Linked DNA regions of Homo sapiens: all the other regions are linked to region 3. The links are chromatin contacts, found by Hi-C in ENCODE. All regions are on one chromosome and are shown on one strand. Each heading gives the region's core, a stretch centred on a gene start or an enhancer-like site at or near the end of the contact. The rest is flanking DNA. Distances are from core to core; before and after follow the strand shown.

Evidence for each region. Hi-C counts contacts between places; a loop is a spot of excess contacts on that map. Pooled maps may share reads with other maps.
Region 1: a pooled map shows a loop between it and region 3 (15-fold over the local background). The contact joins the promoter of TIMM10B here to the promoter of RHOG in region 3. A Hi-C loop is called at or near these places in 7 of 50 pooled maps.
Region 2: a loop to region 3 is called in a pooled map, with 4 times the contacts of the local background. The contact joins the enhancer-like site here to the promoter of RHOG in region 3. A Hi-C loop is called at or near these places in 5 of 50 pooled maps.

The regions. Positions count from the first base shown.
Region 1 is chr11:6,480,046-6,484,693 of GRCh38, reverse strand. TIMM10B (translocase of inner mitochondrial membrane 10B) reads right to left here and starts at 3,193. Exons shown (of 3, transcript NM_012192.4): 1 at 3,139-3,193; 2 at 2,842-2,937; 3 at 13-2,649. The coding sequence starts at 3,177. The coding sequence ends at 2,473. It overlaps ARFIP2 (ARF interacting protein 2), which reads left to right and starts at 3,363. Exons shown (of 8, transcript NM_001376558.2): 1 at 3,363-3,463; 2 at 4,231-4,371; 3 at 4,626-4,648. The coding sequence starts at 4,273. RefSeq lists enhancers at 3,085-3,134, 3,615-3,734, 2,571-3,770.
Region 2 is chr11:6,743,242-6,748,128 of GRCh38, reverse strand. It overlaps the pseudogene GVINP2. Among named protein-coding and RNA genes, the nearest start is that of OR2AG2, 26 kb to the left of the region's middle. RefSeq lists an enhancer at 1,451-1,640. Within about 2 kb of position 1,593, at least 11 of the 41 ENCODE cell types and tissues checked have a DNase peak (open chromatin) inside an H3K27ac peak, as active enhancers do.
Region 3 is chr11:3,839,033-3,843,318 of GRCh38, reverse strand. RHOG (ras homolog family member G) reads left to right here and starts at 2,360. Exons shown (of 2, transcript NM_001665.4): 1 at 2,360-2,425. RefSeq lists silencers at 1,420-1,469, 1,510-1,779, 2,130-2,179, 2,230-2,619 and an enhancer at 4,020-4,219.

The DNA.
Region 1 (4,648 bases), core at 1,944-4,443, 2.6 Mb before region 3:
GGGAAGCACAGATAATTCACAATGGAAGTTTATTGCAAGGATACACACAAATGTTGATGTGGAAGGGTCCTCCCACCAGCAGCACAGTATCACAGGTCCCATCCTCCTATCTTCTGGAAGTTAAGAAGTTCAAACCTGTTTTACTTGCATTTATATTTCCCAAGGACAGAGTGCCACCCTGTGGGTAAGGTCCTAGTCAGCAACTTTTACCTTCCTAACAAACTTTTCTGTTCAAGAGATAGCAGCTAAAGGGGGCAAAAAACATGATTGGAACCACTTTTCTCAATAAGAAACTTTGTATAGGCCGGCCGTGGTGGCTCACACCTGTAATCCCAGCACTTTTGGAGGCCGAGGCGGGCGGATCACAAGGTCAGGAGTTCAAGACCAGCCTGACCAATACAGTGAAACCCCGTCTCTACTTAAAATACAAAAACAAAATTAGCTGGGCGTGGTGGCGCATGCCTGTAATCCCAGCTACTCGAGAGGCTGAGGCAGGAGAACTGCTTGAACCCGGGTGGCGGAGGTTGCAGTGAGCCTAGATCGCTCCACTGCACTCCAGCCTGGGTGACAGAGCGAGACTCTGTCTCAAAAAAAAAAAAAAGAAGCTGTGTATAAATGTTTGCACGAAATCTGCAGAATGTGCCTTCTGGCACATTCTGGATTCTTGCTTCCTCATCTGTTAAGTGAGGTTAATACCTCTTACTTATAGTTGTTGTAAAGATTAATATAAAGCATGACATCTACCAAAATCAGAACCTACACAAAGTGTGTGCTCAATAAATACTATCTTAAGAGGCAGCCTGCTGTGTAAAATGAACATGGACTTTAAAGTCAGATCTGCACTTTAATACCGGGTCTGCTACTTGAGAATTTCAATTTTCTGCTCTGTAGATAGGATAGAACATCTGCTTTGTAGGTAGTTGTAAGAAGTTTTAAAATTATTACTGTGGAAACCAATGTCTAAGAGCTTCAATTTCTCTAAAAAAGGAAACAGGGTCACCTGATGAGGGTGGGGTATGGGATTAAGGACAGCAGTAGAGGTGTAAAATAACTGCCATGGTAATTAGAGAAGGAAATGGACCAGGAACCCATAAAGGTGTGTGTTGGTGTGACTGCGTGTTGGTGTGAGGACTTGGCTGAGGTTGGAGGCCTTGAATATTTAGTGGCATTCATTACACAACTGTTTTTCTCTAGCAGTTTGAATGAAGGAATGGAAAAGACAGAATAAGTGGAATGATACAAAAAGATGGCCAATGGTGGCAAGAAAATGGGGTGATGGAATGATATGCTATCCAGGCTGCTGAATACAGAAGTAAATTACACAAAGTTGGGGGGCGGGGGAGGCAATAATGAGAAAAGAATGGAGAGGCTGGAATTAGAAATCACAGAATGTACTCAATGGGACCAATGTGGGGCAGATGATAGAAAGCTGGATTTAGGAGTTTCTAGACGAGCAGTGAAACATTAACGTAGCATTAAAGAAGTCCCGAAGATTTAGTTTTATCCCTTTTTATCATAACCATTGCCATCTACTTCTCCCTTCAGTTTCTCTTCCTCGGATTTGGCTGCATTGCAGAATATGGTCCCCAGCTCTCTCCCTTCCTGATTGCCCGTGAAGACAACCACACAGACCTTTGTTCAAAGGTTTTACTGCTCATCCTGAGAAGACTGTACATACTAAGAAAGTAACAACCTGGGGAAATGGCTGAAGTTCCAAAAGACTCCAGACTTCTTACAGGTTTCATCTCTCTTCTGTGGCCACTAACTTCCCAAGGAGGCAGTGCCCAAAAGCCCTGTGGTTTTTTGATCCGTTGTACTTCGATAGCTCCTCCTTTCCCTAGATCCAGCAGAACTCTAGACATGTAAGACATAGTTCACAAAACAACAGTTATGAACCAACAAATACTTGGCTCACGGTTATGAGCCACTGAAGTCAGTCAGACTTAAGGACAACTAGACAGAGCTCCCATTTTCTGTCATCTGGGCAGGAACCAATCTCCTGTTGTATAAAATGACCTTCTGGTACTTTCTGGAATCTTGCTTCCTCATCTGTTAAGTGAGGCTAATACCGCTTACTCATAGTTTTGTTGTGAAGATGAACTAAGAGCATGACATATTACCCGTTTTAAAATTGTACACACAGACCCTGCTTTAACCAGATGCCTGCAAATGCTCAGGTTTTCCTTCTACATATAGAAAACAATTTCTCAGCTGCCAGGGCTGAAGCCAGCAGATATGCACTAAACGACAGAACAACGGATTGTGCCAATAAAGTAGGCAAAGCTTCCTTGCCCAGAATATAAATCAAACTGAGTAAAAACTGGGTATATTGGCTCCAGGAAAAGGAGCAAGGACACCCAGCTTTCAGGCAACCTCGAATTCTCTCTGTTTAGGATTCACCAACCCCAAGGTCCACCGGGTCCTTCAATCTGAGGGTCCATCCAAGGCCTTCCTTCCTGGGGTTGGGTATGGCTAGCTGCCTGATGGAGAGACCCCAGGCTGTTCAGCAGCAACGCCTGGCACAGCCGAGGCAGCCTCGTAGTCTGCGATGCGGCGCTGTACCAGGGCAGGCATGAGCTGCACGTAAGCGGCCATGAGGCGGTGGTTGGAATGGATCAGCTTCCCAGCACAGCTGTGCAGACAGGCCTCCTAGAAGGAAGATAGGGTTTAAGTGGAGGATAAAGGTGCCCTGTCGGGTCCGCCTCCTTTCTTCCCCATGCCCAGCCTAGGGGTGAGGGTCGTGGGAAGGCCAGGGCCAGAGGTACGGGAAGTGGGGTGAGGAGGGAAGCAGTCTACCGCTAAACTCTTCTTGCAGCGTAACCTCCCTACACAGTTCCCCACCTCCTCAGCGTCCAGAGCTCGGTGGTGCAAGCTGGGCACACAGCGCTGGAAGCAGAGTTCTGTCATCCGATTGTAGACCAACAGGAAGTCACGCAGCTGAGAGAAAAGGGGGACCACAAACTCAGCGATAAGGGCCCCACACTTCTAGTCAAGGTCGCGCCGCCCAAAGTTTCCCAGGCCCGCGCGCCATAGCCCGAAGTTTCCAGCCCTCAAATCCCTGGCCCTGTGGGGTTCCCGCGATGTGTGCAGGAATGCGAGCTGAACGTCTGGCCTCGAAACGACTTAGTTCTCACTTACGTTTCGCAGTTGCTGTTGCTGCTGCTGCTGCCGCTCCATCACGCCACCGGCGCATGCCGTACGCCACTTCCGTTTCAGCTTCTCGGTGCCGCCCCGGAAGTAACCTCTCGCTGATCTCGAGAGCTAGCTCGAGTATCGCCCTGCCCTGGCTGCGACGTCAGCTCCGCCCTTATAATCTGCGACGTGGCCGGCTTCTTCTGCCCGGAGAGGACGTCATTTCCGCCGAGTCCCTGACCTGCTGCTAGGATCGCGACGGGAACTGGAGCCCGAGGTCCCCGCGCGGCCCGGGCCTGGCGCCCTGAGGGGAAGAGCGGCCCGGCCCGAGGTGAGAGGAACATGCTTGGGCGACGGGAAGTTGAACGCACAAACCTGTCCAGAGGGCAAGATGCCCCGAGCCCCGGGGAAGGATGAGGACACACCTGATGTCCAGGTGTATGGGGGTGGGGGCGGGGACTCACACACCTGGGAGACATAACTGACTGTGGAAGGGTCACCGATATCCTGGGAGAGAGAGGCTTTTACCAGAGACTGGGAACATACACCCACTGATCTAACTAAGGCCTGGTGGGGAGGGCCCGAGGAAGACGAGGTGTATGAGACGGAGGAGGGGAGACCCCCTGAAGGAAGGGGGAAGAAACGCTAAAGGAATGTGAAAGGCCAAGCAATGGAGAACAAACCTGAATAGGGGGGTGAAGACCTGAGCCCTGGAAAGGGTTCATCTCCTCAGCATAAACACGCCTGCATGGAGATAAGTTCTAAGAGAGCAGACTTTCCCTCTTCACTGTTGTATTTTCATTGTCACAAATAGTGCCTGACACATAGTAGGCACTCACTAAATGTCTGCTGAATGAGTGTAGAAATAATCACCAGAGTCCTGGTGAGGTTGGGGGCTTGTGAGAAGACACCGTGCTTTGGTGTGCCTGTTTCAAATGTGCGTTTTGGAGGGGAGAAATACATATATCTGAAGAAAGGAATGATGGCCAAACGCTGGGACACTCAAACCCTGGGACAGCCTTTAAAGAAATGACAGAGGAGGCCTCCTTCTTCTAGAGTGCTGGCCAGTGTCCAGAACTTCTGTGTTGGGCTTTGCAGGGTGCTGGGGTGGAGAGTTTTACTCCAATACCTTTCCTAGCCATGACGGACGGGATCCTAGGGAAGGCAGCCACAATGGAGATCCCTATCCACGGGAACGGCGAAGCCAGGCAGCTTCCTGAAGATGATGGGCTGGAGCAGGTGCTTCTGTTTGATTCTTCTAATTGTTTCAATTTAGGAATCCAATTTATAAATCCTAGGTTCTCACCCTCCATTCCAGTAGCCTTCCCCTGACTTATCTGACTCCCTTCATTCTTTTTACGTATCATTTTGATTCTGTGCAGACTTCCCTTGTGTACTATCTTTATGATGCTTGAATCCAAACTTGTTCCCACCTCCAAAATGCTTCTGCAGCCCCTATGTTCCTGAAGCAACCCCTCTTCTCTGGCCTATAGGACCTCCAGCAGGTGATGGTGTC
Region 2 (4,887 bases), core at 344-2,843, 2.9 Mb before region 3:
CACATGTGTGCTAGACATCATTGTGGGTGTTCTCAATATTGATGGGCTTTTTAGTTGTCAAGGTGAGTTGCAATTTGATAGCCTAATTTTGGCACTTCCTCTTACATAGAATCAGTTGGAGAAATTTCTATCCAACTAGAAATATGTCAAATTAAGAACAGGAACAATGAATATCATTCTTATTACTGCTATGCAAACTGTGAATATTTATAACTTCTCTGGTCTTTGTCAATATAAATTTCTCCTCAGAAGGAGACTTTTAAGGTTCTTGGACTTCAAAAACTGCTACCTTGCCCAATGGAAATAACATAACTTCAAAAATAATCCTGCAATTCTGAATGCTTGCCTTATTAAGAATTTATTGCATCTATCTTAAATTTATAATTGATATATCTGTGTTCTTAAATGGTGTGGATACTTAAAAATATCAAATCAGAAGTGTGTTTTTGACCTTTCTTCTTAAAATGCAAAGAACAAATAAATGACTGTTACTCTCTTAGTGCTTGTGTTTAATAAAGAACTTGAGTTTTAGAAATTTAAATCACTGGAGGGATGTAGAAAAAGAGCCTCAGATGTTGCAAAAAAAATTGCTCACACACAGAAGTCACATGTTACCTTAGTGGGCTTCATTTTTCTCACTGTCAGGGCAGGAACAGATGGGAATTTTGATAAAAGAATCACTGAAATTGAGTGTTTCCTCTTTTTTCTGTAAAGCTCTGAGTTTATCGTGCGTCTGGGCCTAATCACTATTCACCCCATTTAATTAAGAAACTATGAAATGTTAATTCAGTATAAAGGGCTATTATCCTCAGAGGTGAAAGGCAAATAAGGGAGCTGTTTTGCAGGCATCTCTGTCCATCAGAGATAAGAAAAATGAGAGCTTTCGTTTAGATGGGCAGTTGCAGAGGCAACCATGGTTTCTTCTCTGTTAGACCACATAGTGTCATGGGAAGAAAGCTAGACTTAGAGTTCTCTGTCTGCTTCTTACTACCTGTGTGATCTTGGGTTTGTCATCTATCTCCTGTGATTATTTTTCTTTTTCCTATCTTGAAAATGGCCATTACCAAAACCATTTCTCATTAAGATGATCAACTGACATATTTTAGTTTTCTATTGCTGCATAACAAATTACCACAAACTTAGAGGTTTGAAATGGCACACATTTATTATTTTGTAGTTTCTGTAACCAGAAGTCCAGGTAAAGTACAGCTATGTTCTCTACTTTAGGATGTCACCAGATTGTAATCTAGTGTTGACTGAGATCATGGTCTCATCGAGGATTTGACTGGAGCTCTGGTTTGAGTGTTTGTCTGTTCTCAATTAATGTTGAAATTTGGTTCCTATTGTGGGGGTGTTAGAAGATGGAGCTTTTGGGAGGTGAGAGGGCCATGAGAGTTCTTGCCTCATAGATAGTATTAATGCTGTTATAAAAGGGTGATTTCAGCCCTCTTTTGCCTGTTTGCTCTTCTGCCATGTAAGGACATGGTGGTCCCAATGTAAACATGGTCCAGTTCCCATATGAACATGGTGTTCGCAAGAAAGCATAAACAGGCTTCCTTTCAATCAGCAGATTTAGAAACAAAAAACAAATACGAAAGTAAAACCTTACAGCAGGAAGTTTTGCACTGCTCTGAGGATAAACTCAGTTTCCTGTCTCACATAAGGGGCCAAAGCCTGGGGTGAAGCTGTACGTCGGCAGCCCCAGCCCCAGAAAAGGAACCTACTCTCCATGCACGTCTCTCTGGAGCAACCTGAAGACAGGATCTTGGCCTCAGGACAGGTAGGTAAAGAACAGAGGAAATAGAGCAGACAGAGAGATACAGCAACAGACCCAGAAACTAAAGTAGAAAGAGAAATTGATGTAAATAAACATAGGGAGCAGTCAGACACAGGGAGATTAAGACATGCTGGGAATACAAATGTGGATTTGGCATTGTCATTAATAGAGCATACTAATGTCCAATATGTGGCATTTAAGGGAAGAGAGTGAGCCAGATGGTAGGAAAAGGAAAAAGACTGGTTCCAAAAAGCTACAAATCTGGGAGAAGAAGGAGTATATAATTGAAACAGACAAAAAACATTTTGGTAACTTTTGTTATCAAATAAAAACAAACACATTTTTAGGTAAAGAGAGACTTTATTCACAAGGATCATTGCAACAAGAGGAAGGAGAGTATTGCAATAGAGAAAACCATCCAACCACAAGAGCTACAAGCATCTCAAAGACCAGAGAGAAAAAGATTTCCTTTTATGGTGAAGGATCAACAAAGCTAGAAAGATATCAGTATGGGGACAGGAAGATCACCATGAAATGTTTTACCCAAGGTCAGCTGATTCTTAGGAGGGTTGTATGCTGGGTCAGAAGAAGGATAGATCAAAACTCACGAGCATGGAAGAGGAAGAGAAATTTAACTGATATTCGGTCAAGTTAATAATCACTTTGTTTCTACTGTCCAGTGAGGATAAACAGTTCAGCTAATCTTTTATGAAGCTGAGAATGAGAATTTAAAGAGTCTGTGTCTGGCCTATCATAAAAAAAAAGACACATATGCCTTATCTAAGTCATATGGGGAGGGGTGGTTTTTTGTAATAATCCCTTTCTCAGAACACAAAAAAAGTGGATGGATTTCTTTAACCATAACTGTTTTCCAGGAACAAAGGGCTCAAGTAAAAAAGTTTCATGTTGTTAATTTGACTCATTTGAATAATAGCTAGTATTGCAAACACAGAAAAGAGAGTTGCTAACTTGACCTGGAAAATTAATGAAGCTTCACAAATAAAGAGAAACATGAACTAGGTCAGGAGTGTAAAATCCTAGGGAGAGAAAGTAGGGAAGGGTTCATATAGTGAAATATGCAAAGTCAAGAAACATCTTGAGGTCCTTGAGGTGGAGGGAAGATGGCTGATGTGGCATTTAAGGGAAGAGAGTGACCCAGATGGTAGGAAAAGGGAAAAGAGTGGTTGTAAAAAGGAATTACAGAGGTTAATTGCTGCCACATTATGAGGGGTCTTAACGGCCAGGGTCACGTAGTTTTCATTGTATCATAAACGAATGTAGGATTTCAAAAGTTTGTAAACAAAGAAGTAAATGATTTAAATACGATTTTCAGGATGGAATGTAGAAAATGGATCACAAGAGGAGTGAGAAAATAGATTCAAGGGCTACTCTCACAGAATAGGCAAATAGGGCACACTAATGTCCAATATGTAATGGGTATTCAACAGGAAGCAAAATTATGGGGGAAGAACTAGGAAAACGAAGCTTCCACGACATAAAAGTTTCCTGCTTCACCATTTCACCATCAAAACTGGGTGGATTTCCTTTATCAAAAATTTTCCTAGAAGAAGATGTGGCCAAAGGGCTAGAGCCAGGAATTTAGGATGAGTTTTTAATTGAATAAACCTTTCTACATAGTTAATCCAACAAGTCCAAAGAACAACTCCTAATCCAAAGGAATAGTAAGATATAGGGTAGGTGTCAGAGTCTGAGGCAAACTAAAATTTGGTAGAAACTAGAAAAGACAAGAAGGGCCTAAAGCATCACATAGTTAACAGCAGAGATACATCTCCTCAAAGAGGTACGCTCTAAGCACAAAATCTAAAGTAGTCTCAAGTGACCTTTAATCCCATTACTTCCTTATTTCTTTCTTAGCACTTAAAAAACTCTGAAAATGTTATCTACTTATTCATACATTTACAAGTTCATAATCCTTCCTCTATTAAAATGTGAATTCTGTAAGGGTAGGGATCTAATCTATTCATCAGTCAACCCACAGCACCTAGAACTTTTTTCAACACACTGAAAGCCCTCAATAAACATGTATGAAGGCTGGGCACGATGGCTCACGTCTGTAATCCCAGCACTTTGGGAGGCCGAGGTGGGTGGATCACCTGAGGTCAGGAGTTTGAGACCAGCCTGGCCAACATGGTAAAACACCGTCTCCACTAAAAATACAAAAATTAGCCAGGTGTGGTGGCGGAACCTGTAATCCCAGCTACTCAGGAGACTGAGGCAGGAAAATTGCTTGAACCCAGAAGGTAGAGGTTGCAGCCAAGATCGACATCATGCCACCCTGGGCAAAAGAGCAAAACTCCGTCTCAAAAAAAAAAAAAGCGTGAAACAAATTCTGGGATTTTTAGCTTATCTTTGATAAATCTCTAATCCATGTTACTTGTGTGATCAGTTTCACTTAAAGGAATATTTTCATGATGGATACAAGAAAGGAGAGGCAGTCAAAAAAGACAGGTCCCTAGAATTAGTAGGATGAAAATATTGTAGAGACATCTGACTTGGTAATTTGAATGTGAGCATCAGGCTTATAGAGAACTTTTTAAGAAAAAGATGAAGTGAGACTAAATGATGAGAAGTAGGTGGAACGAATTCATCAATTCATTTCATCAACAAACATTTATTGAGCCAGATATGCCTAATTGAAATACTTTTTTGAGAAATCTAGAAATAATGAAAATATAAAGAAAGTAAAAACTTATAGAATAGGCAGGAACCAATTTGCATTTAAGTAGTATGGGAAGCCTCGAGTATGTTTTCTTGTCCAGAGTGAAGCAACCAAGAAAGTAAGATGCTGGAGATATCTTAGACTCAAGAGATAGAAAGCAAGACCCTAGGGGAGATAAGTAGGAGCAGGATTTCAAGGACGGAATTAGTATTGCACAGAGATTAGGGACACTTCTTCCTTGGGGATCAGAAAAAAAAAAACACAAGGGTGGCCACTGTAGTCTTAAATTTGAAGGTGAAACGTTTGAATGTGAGAAAGGCCTGACCAGATGGCTTCTCTAGAATTAGGAAGTGAGGCCATCAAAGGGGAGAGGACCCTTAACATGCTTTGATGTAAATCTTTTTGTCACTCTTAGCTTTTTCTCTAGGCT
Region 3 (4,286 bases), core at 1,111-3,610:
CAATGGTGTATGGATGGGAATGAGAATTTCCCCTTGTGCCTCCTGCTCTCATGTCCTCCACAAAGAGGAGTTTGTCTGAAGGGCTACAGGGACCAGACCGAAGAGGAGACAAGAGACCCAAACACTGCCTGGCAGGTCAGGGGAGGCTTCTAGAGAAGGATCTTTGAGAAAGACTTCATCCACACAGTCATTCACCAGCCTGAATCTGATAAAGCCTCTGTTTTTGAGGATGATACAGTAGCCACCAGCTACACATGCTATTGACCACTTGAAATGTTTCCAGCCAAATTGAGACAAATTGTAAGTATAAAATACACACCGCATTTCAAAGACTTGGTACAAGAAAAGAATGCAAAATATCCAGTTAATTTTTATAACCAGTAATTTTTATGTTGATTACCATGCTAAAAGATAATATTTTGAGGCCGGGCGCAGTGGCTCATGCCTGTAATCCCAGCACTTTGGGAGGTTGAGGCGGGCAGATCACGAGGTGAGGAGTTCAAGACCAGCCTGGCCAACATGGTGAAATCCTATCTCCATTAAAAATACAAATATAAGCCAGGCATGGTGGCACGTGCCTGTAATCCCAGCTACTTGGGAGACTGAGGCAGGAGAATCATTTGAACCCAGGAGGCGGAGGTTGCAGTGAGCAGAGACCGCGCCACTGCAGTCCAGCCTGGTGACAGAGCGAGACTCCATCTCCAAAAAAAAAAAAAAAAAAAAAAAAAAGATAATACTTTGGCTATGGCTAAGTCAAATATAGTTAAAATTCATTTCGTTTCTTTTTACTTTTTTTGAAATGTCATTAATAGACAGTTTTAAATTACTTACGTGGTTCCTATTTATTTTTTTAAAAATATAAGTAGGCTGGGTGTGGTGGCTGACGCCTGTAATCTCAGCACTTTGGGAGGCCAAGGCAGGTGGATCAACTGAGATCAGTAGTTCGAGACCAGCGTGGCCAACAGGGTGAAACCCCGTCCCTACTAGAAATACGAAAATTAGCCGGGTGTGGTGACATGCACCTGTAACCCCAGCTACTCGAGAGACTGAGGCAGGATAACTGCATGAACCTGGGAGGCAGAGATTGCAGTGAGCCGAGATCGTGCCACTGCACCCCAGCCTGGGTGACATCGTGAGACTGTCAAAAAATATGTGTGTGTTTGTGTTTATAGAGACAAGGTTTCACCATCTCTGTAATTACAGGCAGACGCCACCGCGCCAGACTCTTAGGGTATGATATTTTTAAAAGATATTTGTTTAGTGTTTGAGATACGCATTGACAACAGGTCTTTTACACCCATTCTCATGTTATCTTCAAAACTACGGGGTGAAATATAATTATTCTATTTTACCAAAGACAGATTTGAGGCTCAGAAAGGTTAAGCTATTTATTCCTGGAATCAATCCGTTTATTTGAAAAGCTTCTGGAAGACAGGGATCCTGTCTTAAACGCTGTGTTTCTTCACAGCACCTAGCACTTAGCTCTCTCCACGTGGTAGGCGCTCAGAAACTTTGTGCTGAACGAAGGATATGGATTCTCAAGTCAAAGCTCCGAGCGCAAAGCCAGGGAGCGAAGCACCAGAGGGCGCCCATGAGCCCGCCCACCCGCGGGTCGCCGGGGCCCAAGCTGGACCTCAGGCCTGGGTGCGGCTCTTCAGCCCCAAGCAGCTGCGCGCCCCAGCAGAACAGGGGGCGAGGGGGCGAGGGAAGCCCCAAGTCCTCCGTCCGCCCCGCCCCCTCCCCAGAGCCAGGCCTCGCAGGGCTGCACGGTGCTGAATGACGACTCGACATCCTGTTTTTGGGGCCCGCGGCTCCGCCTGCGCCTCTGCTGATCTTGTCTTTCCCTTGGGTGCTGACGCCAGCTCCTCTTCCCCCCGAGTCTCCCCACCCTCCCCAGGGGTCTGGGGCCTTCCCACTGCTGAATCACCACCACCTCGCACTCCCCCGGGGCTCAGGGCAGGGGCGGGGACTGCCCCAGCCTCGGCCACCACTCTATCCCTGGGGTTGACTGAAGGGACCAGGCCCAGGGGCGCCTTTCTCAGCATCTTCCCGCGGAGGCTGGTGGGGGCGGGATGGGGGGAAGAGGACGAACGCCTAGCGCCCAGGGTAGGGCCTCCAGGGGTAGGGTGGCCAGGAGGAGGCGGAGAGACTTGACCTTGGGAGGCCTGACTTACTGACCGCAGGGGCAGCGGACTGGGAGGGGAACGTGGCAAGCCCGGGACTGGGCCGGGGGCGAGGCTGGGGGCGGGCCGGGGCTGGAGAGGGGGAGATCGGCCCTCGGACTTCCTGGTCGGGCCCCGCCCCGGCCCGCCCCGCCTCGCCGGCCCGCCCCCCCCACTTCCTCCGGCCTCCCGCTCTCACTTCCTTCTCGAGCCCGGAGCCGCTGCCGCCGCCCCCAGCTCCCCCGCCTCGGGGAGGGCACCAGGTGAGGCCCGGCCGGGGCTGGCGGGTAGGGGTCCGGGGGAGGAGAGCCCGGCCGGCCCAGGACTCGGCGCGGGCGCCGGCTCATGAGTTTGCTGGCGGAGGCCGCGGGCGGGAGCTTCTCGGTTCAGTCCAAGTAGGGCGGGCGCGGCCGGCCGGGCGGGGCGGGAACGGGGCCACTGCGAGCCGGCGGAGGCTCGGCGAGGGTGGCTTCCCGGCGGCTGTACCGCCTCTAGGGAGCCGAGAGGGACCCCTGAGGTCGGAGGGTCCCGGGCTCCAAGATAAGTGTCTCTGAAGTGGAAGAGCTCAGAGCTGGGAGATCGGACGCAGGTGGGGTGTCCTCAGAAGTTGGTGGGGGGGGTGTTGAGAAGTGCGTGAGGGGAGAGGGCTTCTGGGCTGGAAAAGGCGCTCCCTCTGCTCTGGCAGTTGTGACACTTGGGGTGAGAGGGGCGGTGTCTGGGGCCTCCGAAAGCTCTCTCCCTGTCAGATGGATGCTAATACAGACCCACACTCGGTCTGCAGCCCCAAGGCCCTCTGCACTCAGGAGGACCCGGGTTGGGTGGGGGAGCCCCGCCGACCCCAGTCGTTGTCTGTATGTCTGTTTTCCTGAGTCCCGACCTTACCTGGAGCCAAGCAGTAGGTATTTAGTGAGCAGACGCTGTTCCTAGCTGACCAGAGCCTGGCCTTGCTCTTTTGGGAGTAACTTGGTCTTGCCCTGTAACTGGAAGTGGAAGGACTCTCATTCAGAGGTACTGATAGTCCCTGACAAGTTTTTGTTGTGTCTTTTGGGGACAATTGAGAACCATCTCCTAGTGTTCCTCTTCATTCTTAGTCCCTGAATTATACACATGCTCCTGTCGTCTCCCTCCACACCTTCTTTAGTTTCTACCCACAAATCCGCCATCACTCTCTTCTCATCCCTTCCAGTCTCTTTTCCTCCAAACATACGGTCATACCTAGGCCTTGACCTGTCTTCACCTACCCTGCCCCATGTTCGTCTTGGTCCTCTGCAACCTGCCCCATCCCTTCCCTTCCCAGCTCTGGCACCCACACACATGCACCTCCTGGTTTCTTCCATCACCCCTCATTCCTTTTGAACCCTCAGCCTGTCACCCTCTCTGTATCCTTCCCTCCCACCCACTTATCTCCAGCTTTGGAATCAGTTGTTGAAGACTTAGTGAGTTCTAGAGTCTTTTCAAACCTCCCTAGCTTGGAGAGGCAGTCTGCAGCCTCCCAGTGATAGAGACGGATTAAAGAGCTGGAAAGCCTGTGTGTGTGTGTGTGTGTGTGTGTGTTTGCGTGTGTGTTCGCACGCGCGTGTCTGTGTATCTACATCTTCATCTCTTAGAGATGGATTAAAGAGATGGAAAGCCTGTGTGTGTGTGTGTGTGTGTGTGTGTGTGTGTGTGTGTTCGCGCGCGCGTGTCTGTGTGACTACATCTTTATCTCTTACAGACAAAATAACTGCCCTCAGCCTTGAGAGGGCCCAGAGCAAGGGAAGCCAGCAGAATGAAGGGAACCTGCAGTGAGTGAGGTTGTGGTTAGGCAGGAGGAAGCCGTTTGTAGCAGTCAGGGTAGGGTGACACAGGAATAAGACTTGTAAGAGAGGCCGTGGGAAATCAAAATCACCCCAACCCGTGGTGCTTGACCAAGAGGCCAGGCCTAGAAGCCGGAAGACAGCCTGAAGGTCCCTGACTCCATTACCTACTAGTTCCAGCATCACCTGGTGGAAAGAATGGGACCAGCTTGGGTGTGATGGAAATAAAGGGAGGAGGCAAATGCAGGATTCTGGAGGAAAGACTGCAGCTGGTCTAACTTCGGACTTAAGAAGCGGCGGAGGCAAAAGTGTCTGCTCCTTTCCTGCT